2 separate regions of the Homo sapiens genome follow, and region 2 is linked to region 1. Evidence: chromatin loops called from intact Hi-C (ENCODE). Cell type or tissue: heart right ventricle. All regions are shown on one strand. Each heading gives the region's core, and the rest is flanking DNA. Links, peaks and the distances in the headings are about the cores only. Region 1 has its middle 89 kb from the start of TLL1. Region 2 has its middle 59 kb from the start of LINC01179.

Evidence for each region. Hi-C counts contacts between places; a loop is a spot of excess contacts. Peaks named below come from ENCODE experiments on the same cell type or tissue, not always from the same donor. Only the 100,000 strongest peaks of a DNase experiment are listed, where the experiment ranks them.
Region 2: it touches region 1 in a loop (1.8-fold over the local background); 2 of 110 quality-filtered maps call a loop at or near these places.

Annotation. Positions count from the first base shown.
Region 1 is chr4:165,782,024-165,787,413 of GRCh38, reverse strand. No RefSeq gene overlaps it. Among named protein-coding and RNA genes, the nearest start is that of TLL1, 89 kb to the left of the region's middle. In heart right ventricle, for the core only: no CTCF peak of the experiment used is centred there; a DNase peak (open chromatin) is centred at 2,533; H3K27ac peaks cover 854 bases.
Region 2 is chr4:165,622,618-165,628,007 of GRCh38, reverse strand. No RefSeq gene overlaps it. Among named protein-coding and RNA genes, the nearest start is that of LINC01179, 59 kb to the left of the region's middle. In heart right ventricle, for the core only: no CTCF peak of the experiment used is centred there; no DNase peak of the experiment used is centred there; H3K4me3 peaks cover 360 bases.

The DNA of each region.
Region 1 (5,390 bases), core at 205-5,204:
GTATAATGTATGTCAGGCACTGAACACTTAATATAAAGTACTTTATTTCAATCCTTAACTAACCCATAAAGAAGATCTGGGGTTCAAAATGGTTAAGCTGCTTGCCCAAGTCCTTATAGCTAATGAGTGGCAGAACTGGGATTTCAGACTAATTTATTTGGCTCTAAAAAAATTCTGTAAAGTGTCTCCTGTTTTATTTGCCTATGGCATAAAATGAGATGTTTTCTGCTAAGTTTCAATTGGCTTATTTTATTAATTCAGTTAATCTACACAATATTAGCTAGTATTAGTAATTTAATTGGACAATATGAGTGCTCTGTGCATATGACTGATTAATAATTACTAATCAATATTTATCATTTGCTTTGGGTTGAATTCTGTCCCCCCAAAACCCATGTTTTGAAGCTCTAACCTTCAATGAAACTATTTGGAAATAGGGCCTTTTAAAACTTTCATTCTGTTTTTGAGATGGGGTCTTGCTTATTGCCCAGGCCAGTCTCAAATTCCTAGGCTTAAGCAATTTTTCTGCCTCAGTCTCTGGGATTATAGGTGTGCACCACCACAGCCAGGTTAGAGATAAGACCTTTAAAGAGATCATTAAGAGTAAATTAAGTCATAAGAATGGGACTCCGACCAATAGGATCGATGTCCTTCTAAGAAAAAGAAGAGACACCAGATATCTCTCTTTCAGAGACCACAGAGACAAGAAGGCAGCCATCTGCAAGTCAAGAAGAGAGAGCTTACAAGAACCCCGTTGTACTGACACCTTCATCCTGGACTTTTAGCTTCCTAAACTTTGAGAAAGTAAATTTCTGTCATTAAAGCCACCCATTTTGGGTGGCTTTTATTTTGTTATGGCAACCCCAGCTGATTACTACATCCCATCAAGCTAATGGGGACTTGATGACTTCTGAGGACAATGATGTTACATATGCAAAACCAGGAAAAGAAAGCATTGTGTTCATAGGGCAGAGCTTAGAGCCCTCTCAGATGACCTACATCTACCATGCAAATCCCTGATACATGACTGGAAAAGGCTAGTTTCTCTTTGGGATCAATTCAGACCTATTTCTTTCTGGCTTATTTCTCATTTGCTTTGCCTGAGGCTGTCAATAAGATATTTGTGATAAGAAAATATTTCTGGTAGACTCGTTCTTAGAATGGGGAACTGAGTCATAGAAAAACCAGCTGCTGAAAGACTCTGGCCAACAGTATATGCTCATGTTTTGTGCTTCTAGCTGTATGTTGCCTTCCATCTTCAACTCTAGCTCTTTACTTCATTGAGGGCTTGAAAAACTAGGATCCTACGGCAGCAGGTGGGCCGAGAGGAATGCACTATGGGTGAATGTCACTGGCCAGAGCTGTCTTAGCAGGACTCGGAGGACTCAGGCACAGGATTAACTTGGCTTCTTCGAGTAACTGTTTTCACCAGTGGAGTTTTTATGAGAGTCTGAGTATGTTTCGCTGGGACTGTAGTTGTACTTGTTTCTCTATTTGTACCCTACAGTAATGCGAAGGTTCTTAAAAAGAGATGAAGCTGGGTGATTTGCATTTTGAAATATCAGGAGGTTTTTGTTACCTTCTGCACTTCTAAAACATTTGGGATCTCTAAAGTGACCACGTTATTGTTTCCGATGCATCACAAAGTGTGAGAGAAACATTTCTCTTTCCCCATCTTCCATTTCTGGACATCCATCCCTTCAACATCTCTACTTTCTGAAACATTTTTTTCCCTCTCTCTGCCAACTGTAGAAGTCAAGGATAGTACAAAAACATTCAGATTGGGAAGCAGCCAGTGGATTCTGCTGCTAGGGATGTTCTGCCACTTGGGCTGTTTATGGAGTATCACTGTGCCCAGGAGCTGTCACCCCCTTCAGAGGGTGGGGAGAATATTTTGTTATTGTTCACCCGCATGATTCTAATTGCACAAACATAGGGTTCCAAGGTCGGGGACCTTTTTTTCCCTCTGTTCTAATAGCAACAATAAAAAAGAATTTGTATGTTAGCATCCTGATTCTTTGTAGGGGAAAAAAATTGTGCTCTGTTTTGTCACTGATGTTTATCTTTAAAATTAATTTTGTATGCTATGGACCACACCTAATAACTGCTACAGGGCTAATTCAATTTATAGAAATCTTATAGAAATCTTAGATAGATCGATGAATTTACATAAATTCTTCCTCAAAAATCCCATGCTTTACAAAACAGTGTACACAACAATCTTTCTAAAAAGAAATTGGTTTTTAGAATCACATCATGTAAATCCAGGTATAGCATGCCCCTTTGACTCATTTATTAATGCATGTTAATAGAAGATATTCAATAAATATTTGTTGATTACAAGGATAATTTTGAATGAATCCTGTGGCAAAGAAATCCCAGTGAAGTGTGGATATTTCCCAAGACACTACCCATCTGGCTTCAGTTTGAAATAAGCAGTGGTTAGCTTTATTGAAGGGACTAGACAGAGGTCACTAGAGGAGTCAGCCAGAATTTGGAAGTGGAATACTGCTGGCTCCCAGCCCTGTTTCTAGTAACTACTCCACCCTACTGTTCCCAAGAGAACAAATGTGCATTTGATAGCTGAGCAGGTGGCATGGACCACACTAATAAACAGCTCCTTTCCTGTAAGGGAGCACTGGACTAGGTTTATGGATTCATGAACTTTCCTGTGGGGAAGCCATTATGTCTAGTTAAAATTGTAACTGAAAACATCCGTCTCTATCAACTTCTCAGTAATTCTAATCTCGTTTAGTCCAAAGCCCCTCAACACTGCTCCCCTCATTGATTCAGTTGAGGGTATGTACAACCTGCTCCCAGGCTCAAAGACAGCATGAGAGACAACTGGAAATTATTCAGTTCATCTGTTTGTCATGAGGAGTGGCTGTGGATTTAGTCCACCTGCAAATTAATGCTGGGAAAAGGAAGCCACTTGGGGTTCAACAGGTCTCTTTCCCTGTTTTTTTTTTTTTTTTTTTTTTTTTTTTTTTTTTTTTTTTAATGTGTGTACTTCCTCTGCTTCTCTCACGAACTCCATAGCTTAGGAATTCCAAGCCATTAAATGAAATTAAGACACAGGCTTATTATTTATTTAGAGCCAAAAGGTTACAATCAACTCCCCTCCAACAATCAACCAATATCCTTTTGTTTACTGGAAATATAACAGGAAAACACTACCTTATATCTAAATGACTTGGGTGGGGAGGGTGGCATTTTCATAAACGCTTGTTGAATTTTCCTAATTAATCAGAAGCCTTTGGCACAAATCGTCAAACTGTTGAGGCTTGAGACCCAGGGCTGGCAGAAAACTTGTCAGCAGAAACTGTCTTTTGTGCAATCTATGTGCTACCTGGCACAAAAAGTACTTAGTAAATCTTGATTATGATTACATTACAATGGTTAATTAGCAGAGCTTTTCTTTGTCCTTACAAACTTCTTTAGACTCTTTGTCATTAATGAATTGAGGAATGAGAGTTTCCCTGGGTTTGTAGGCAAAGGAAAAAAAAAAAGTGAGAGAGTGAGTTTTTGTTATTTTCCAAAGGATATCCCTTGTGCTGACAGTATTCCATGGCGTGAGCCCCACAGTCCCAAAGCCAACCACTCAAGCTGGCCAAAGAAAACGCTGACCCTACTGGACTTGAGTAGGTCAAGGAGTTTTATGGTGAATGGAGAGTGACTGTAAAGTTAATCTCTTATTTATGTTACACCGTGATAATCCTGCCTAAGAGTAACAACAGCCACAAAAGTCAGGAAGTTAAAAAGAATTAACAGCACAAAAAGAGTCTTAGACCATCTTTTTGTTTTGACAGTTATTGGTGTAAACTTGACGGGAGGTTCAGTTGTTAAAAAAGCATTTTTAAAGTCTAGTTAAATGCTTATATCTTATAATAGCATATATTCTATTTAAAACAATATCAAATACTCTGAACTATAAAACTGTAAAAAGAAAAATAAATTTGTATATGCAAAATTTTTAAAATTAAAGATAAAATGGGCACCTTATTTGGAAAGCATTCAGAGTATCTCAGAAATGATTTAAGACTTTTTTTTTTCCAAGACTGGAGTTGAATTAAAGAAAGTGGGCAAGGAGTAATTTTTTAAAATGGGTTTCCAGTTTACAGTTATTTTATAGACATTTTCAGCAAGGACATAGTAAAAGGAAACATTTAAGCATATTATGAAGTACTGAGGTTAGATGAAAAATAATTTCCTGAAGGGATTTAGTCATTGGAATAAGTCACCAAAAGTAAGCTCTGAAATCTTTTTCTCTAGAGGTCGTTAAAAGCATGATACATTTCATCTCTCAAGGACAGAGTTGTATGTGAAGATGGATAATCACACTAAATAATTTCAATGAGAATATGAATTTTTCTGACTATAAGTAAAGATGTTATTTCTTCAAAAATGCTTAAAATGGAAAAAATTATTAATTAGTTTCCAATAGAGTGACTGGGAAAAGGCAGTTTTATAGGAGCTTCCATTGCTTCACTCAAAAGAAATATCTCTCAGCATATGTGTTGTTGTTGTGGCCCCTATAAAATCATTAACTTCAATTTTGGCTCTCTTTCTATGTGGATATAACAGTCCATGAATTCCTATTTGGAATCCCAAGCAGTTACATAACTTATTATATCTTGCCAAGATCAGTAATGTTTCTTATTGAGTAGTTTGTTTATAAGAAATAGCAATTGTATATCATAGGTGAAAAGAACCCAGAAAATAAGATTAGATATTAAAACTCTCATGGGATCATTTTTAGAGTAATTTCACCCATGAGAACATTGTTCACTAGTGAATGAAGACTGATTTAATTCCAGTGGTGTAATGTTATACTAATCTTAGAGATGCAATACAGCCTTCTGAGGGATTTATGTACCAAGAGCTATGCCACTGTTTCCCAGTAAAATAGATGAAAGCAACTCACAAATACATGGCTCATTCCTCTATACATCTCTGAAATGAATGGATAAGTGTGGCAAAGAAGCTATTGTCAGAAAAATAAAAGGAGAAAGAAAAAAGCTAAAAGCACACATGAGTGTAAGGGAAGCGAAAATAAGGAAATGCCAGGTGAACAGACAAAGAGGAGTGGTCCCAGCAACATAGGAAGAGACAAAATATCATGGTGCCACATGGACCCAGCGAGGAGAAGTTTCAATAAAAACAGGGGTGCACACCTGACTCAAGGGCTAAAAGAAGCCAAAGAGATGAGGACTAAGTATGACCATTTGACCTGACAGGACATTATCAAAAACGTTTGATGGTTAGACACTAAAGTGGGTAGAAGAGGAGAAGGAGGGATGCCAAGTGAGGAAGTAAATATAGAAGTTATCTAAGTATTTTGCTGGATTATCTATAATTGATTATGGACAGTGGAAGCATTCACAAGGAAG
Region 2 (5,390 bases), core at 253-5,252, 160 kb after region 1:
TCATTAGTCTCACATGATGATCTAAAACAGGGAGCTTCTCAGTCATGATTTCTTCAATCTTCTGAGGACATAAAGTGTGATACTCCTTCCAGAGGGGTAGGGTTTCTTCTCAGTTAGCCTCTAAATTCAGGTGGATGAGATCAAATGAATGTGTTGACATGGGCAAGGCCAAGGAAATCCTTAAAAAAAAATAGCAGCCCCTGCCTTGGGCTCCTGAAACATGCAGTGCAGAACAAAAACGAAAGCACAGGACGCCATGCAGAACGAGTGCTCTCTTCCGTACTACAATCATATCTCCCAGAATCTAAGGATCCATTTTATAAGTAAGAACAACAGTTGGTTCCTGTCCCATAATATGTCAAAGTATGTGGCTGGAAAGATGAAATATCAGCAGAATTAAATGGTACCCCGTGGGTTCCTGATAACTAGCATAAAATATATTTGAATCACTTGATTTTCCTTCTTCTGTGACTGGTTAGCAATGTAAATTATAACTACATTTTAGGATGTTTATGAGCTCTACTTTATACTGAGTAGAAGTTTGAACTATAACCAAACTCCTTAACGTGGTGTTTAAGATCTTTCATAATTTGACGACTTCTTACAGCTTTAATTCTTTCCCAGCTCCTCCCCTTGACTCTTGGCTCCAGCAAATCTGAAGCTCTTTCATATTAGGAAGAGCTGTGCTAAGTGTAAGGTTACAGCAGCTGGCCAAACACCATTCTTGCCTTCAAGAAATTAACAAGACTTATAAGTACAGTAACAGTCCCTATACAGGAGCACAGGACACCTAATCTAGTCTTGGAGTAGTAGAAGGCTTTCTAGGGAAAATATCTGTAGCAACATCTGAACAATAACCAAGGGTTAGGCGATTGAGGTTGTGTGGACAAGTATTCTTTACAGAGAAAACAGCCTGTACAAATTCTTGGCCGTCAGAAGTTCCTTATAAACATCACAAACATTCTTTAGTTTATCCACAGTTTAATTTGTCCATGGTTTCTAAGTGCCAGTTATCGTGGGTGAATTTAAAGTGAGCTGTCAATATGAGTGTTCTCCCCTGTATGTTCTCTTAAGTTTGATCAGTTTCCTATGCTCAAACCAGTTCTACAAAAATGAGAAACACACCTACAGATGTAAGACCGGAATGTTGTAGGTACTATTTTGTGAATTGCTATGCCCCAAGTACAGTATTCTTCCCTAAACAATAATGCCTGGCCCCATGTGGCTCTGTTAATTGTTTTATTTCACTCACTTTTCAAATTGTTCTCACTCTTCATTAGATTGAAAGCCTGCGATCTCCATAAATGACAAGTCCTGAAAGCAAACTTAGCTTTGAGCAGCTGTTTCTCTTCTGTAACTTTTTATATTTCATACAGTTCAGCTTCATTGGTCTCCCTGACAATATCCCCATTCAAAATACAGAAGTAAAGCAGAAACAATGTTATCAACCACACGTGCTAAAACCATGATGTTTCTCCACCTCCATATTGGCCTGACCCTTCTCATTTGTCATACCTTGGCCTCGTCTCAACTTCCTCTAGACATCCCCTATGCTATTGGAAAAATATGTTGGAGGAGAACATGGCAAAATACGGCCCTTCTTTGGCTAAATATACATGTGTAATACACATATATGTTCAGAAACTAAGTAGGCAGAACTAATTTCACATATACCACAGTGGCACCATATCTGGTCTCCATAAATGTCAGTTATGCAGAAGAATGAGCTTGGAGTTGGTCCAGAGACTAGAAACTCTTGTATGTTCAATTCTTGGCATTTTCTTTTGACTTGCAACATTATGTTTCACAAACATTTTATCCTTTGTGGCATTCAATTGTCCTCCTCTCTTAAGTGGCAATAATGGCTTCCTGGTGTCCATTCTCACGTTGTGTCTACTTCCCAATTTCTGTGTACAGTTTACACTGATTTTGATACGTGTTCAATTTAGAGAGAGGAAGGAAATATACGTACATGAGGAAAAAGCACAGCTCTTTCTGGTTTGTAAAACTACTTGATTAAAATCAGGATATGAGGTACATATTATATTGTCCATGTAAGCCCATTTTGATTGCCAAAATCTGATGCTGAAATATGCCCACATATTTACCCATCACTCGTGGCATTTACCATATACTCCAAAAGATAAAATACCGTGTTATAATGCTAGAAGTTTTGCTAGGAAGTATCTACATTCTTCAGTTTAAATTTTAAAATAAATTTCCTCTGCTAAGAATAAAGATACAAAAACATAAATCAGTAGACTTTTTTTAGTTCCAACAGTAAATAAATTCTGATTTTAATTACCTTCATTTGATGCCTGTTTTTTTAAAAAGAAAAAAACAATAAAATTAAAACAAAAATCTGTGGCAATGCTTTTCTTCAGAAGAGCTCAAAGAAATCTATAAATACTCCTTCAACCATTTCTGGTATTCTAATTTAAAATGTTCCATCATGCAAGACTTACAAACAATTGTTTCTTACAAAATTACTTCCCGTACAAAGTTTAGTATCAGCTCTTATAAGTCATTTCCTATGATTTCTGAATCATTTGGTGAATAGTTATGCATCTGTGCATAACTGAATGACCTAAATCACTTTAACTTCTGATTCAACATGCCCCTATTTCATTTTTATATTTAGTTCTATTTTCTTCCCAAGTTTCAATGTCAACATAGAGCAAGGATATTCATAAAAAGTCTTTAAACTACGGCTTTATTGTTTACTTCCTCAAATAAATTTTGCATCTTTTCTTCTGCTAAATTTCTGGTTTTTTGTCTTCTAAGCCATCTTAAACCTGCAGAGGAATCTCAAGATAGGTTGACTAGTTTGACCTCCTAACAAATGTAGGGATACCTTTTAAAATTCCTTGGCAGGTAATCCAGACTATGAACAGTTCCAGAACAGAGAACTCACTAAATCACAATCAAGCCAATTTCTTATATTCCAAAATCAAGACATATGTGCAATTCCCTATGCCTAATGAGAACAACCTACTCCAGGTCTCTGCATGGCTTGGTCTCTAGATACATTCAATTATTGGCTTACATGTCACATTGTCAGAGAGACTTGCCAATTATTCTCTATTCTCTTACCCGTCTTTATTTTTCTTTATAATACTATTACCTGACATTATACTCTAGGTCCACTAATCATTATCATATTAATTATATCATGTCATAGTGTATCATATTATTGGCCAATTACTAAAGGCCACAGAGAATATAAGCTGAAGCTCTAAGAGAGCAGGAACTGAGTTCTGTCATCATTGTATCCCCAGCCCCCAGAAATGCCTGGTATATAGGGAATACCAGGAATATTTGCTGACTGATGGAATGTTGAGCTGAAAGGGGCAACCCTATAACTTTCATCCACTGATCCAAGTTCTGCTTTTTTAGAATCACATAAGAGTGAACATTCTTCCACATAACAGCCAACACCCAAATATTTGTAAACAGTTTTCAAACCCTTTTCTTTCAGAACTATCAATCATACATCAGGCAGTAGAGAGCATTTTCAAGAGTATGATATTAAAATACGTTTTTTTCACATCAAAGCAAACAACCAGAGAAGTGAATTTAGGGATTATGAGTAGGGGTTTACGGATATTAGAGAAAGTACTGTGATTTGGGGTTAGAAGATGGAACTGGGCAACAGGGAAGGAATCCAGACTGTTGCTGTTTCTCTTATTTAAAGAATGTTATAAAGTGAAAATGAATTGCTAACCCGATACTACAGTTCTTTGACAGAGTAATATAAATTTCAACATGTTGAAAGAAGAGCCTCAATGTTAATTTTTTCTTGACAAAAGTTTTCCATTTTACATAGGGAATTAACATCTAACCCTAGTTTCTTTATCTGTAAATTGAGGAGATAGACAAGATTATCTTCAAATTTTCTGACAGCTTTGAAATTATCTTTATAACTAAATTCCACCTAGTGAATAAGTAATCCCATAGGGGACACAGTATTCTGCTGAGATTGGAGATGAGGAGCTGGCTGATGATCTGAGGGACATAAAAGCTCTGGAACTGAATGAGGAACTTGAAAGATAATAATAATAATAAAGAAGATATTAAGCATCCGTGGAGAACCTATTTAGAAGTACAGAATTAGAGTAGACCAACATTTCACAGGTTGGGGTGTTTGCTGATGCTATCTGGACCAGGAGGAGAGGGCACAGAGCGTGTCATGCAAGTGACTCGAGCCTGAGGCTGGGCAAAGCAGAGGCCATGAGATTCTAAGGTAACCATGAGAGTGGTATTCTGGTCATGGGTACATCTTGAGAGAGAAAGTACAGCCAGAAAGAGATAAATGAATTGGTCAGATTGAGAGAAATGAGACAGGGAGAGTAAATGAACATTTTCTTTCAACAAGAACATACATGGCAGGAAGCTAGAATATGCCCTCTAACTATTTACTCTGACAGATGACTATGATGTATGTCTGTTCTTTACTCCTTAACTCTTTATAATCAGTGCTGACTCTCAAAGTATCTTAAATACTTGTGTATTATAATTATTTCTAAAATCTCGTTCTTCTTTGAGGCATCTTAACTCTTATTCTGCTTTAAAATAATTCTGTATTTGGAAAATTTTCTCTATTTGTATTCAGGTTTCAATGAATGTCATGAAAATGACTAAAATTGGGTAGTTGCATATTATCCTGTATGCTTAGCATGTATAACTCAGCTTTTTAAACATTTTCATATAGCTTTTTTACTGAAGGAAGTATAGCATATTCTCCATAATCAATGATAATGGAAGAGGAGACTAGTATGGATAAATTAGATACACAAACCTCATTATAGTCAATAGTTTGAAGGTTCTCTTTGACAGATATTTACCAGACTTCCTAGCAGGAGCAAAATTATTTGGTTTTCAGTCTCTTTTGATTCCCAGAAAAGCAGGCAATCAGGGCTAGGTAAGGGCTAAGTGTGGATATTCTGCCACAGAGTCTATCGTATGTTCAGTGACGACATCCACCGGGCTCACCTGTGTGCTGCTCTCTTCCCTCCTGAAAAATCTTAATCCACTTTCTTTTCCTTCGGAATGTTAGCTGGCACTATTAATCAAGCAGCCTTCAGCACACTCATCAAGTTATTTTTATTTACATTCTTAATTTTCTCTTTAAATTATCTCCATCTTCTCTGGTTTTTGTTTAGTTTTGTTTGTTTGTTTTTTGAGATGGGGTTTTGCTCTTTTTGCCCAGGCTGGAGTGTAGTGGCGTGATCTTGGCTCACAGCAACCTCCACCTCCCCTGTTCAAGCGACTCTCCTGCCTCAGCCTCCCGAGTAGCTGGGATTACAGGCATGCGCCACCACGCCAGGCTAATTTTGCATTTTTAGTAGAGACGGGGTTTCACCATGTTGGCCAGGCTGGTCTTGAAATTT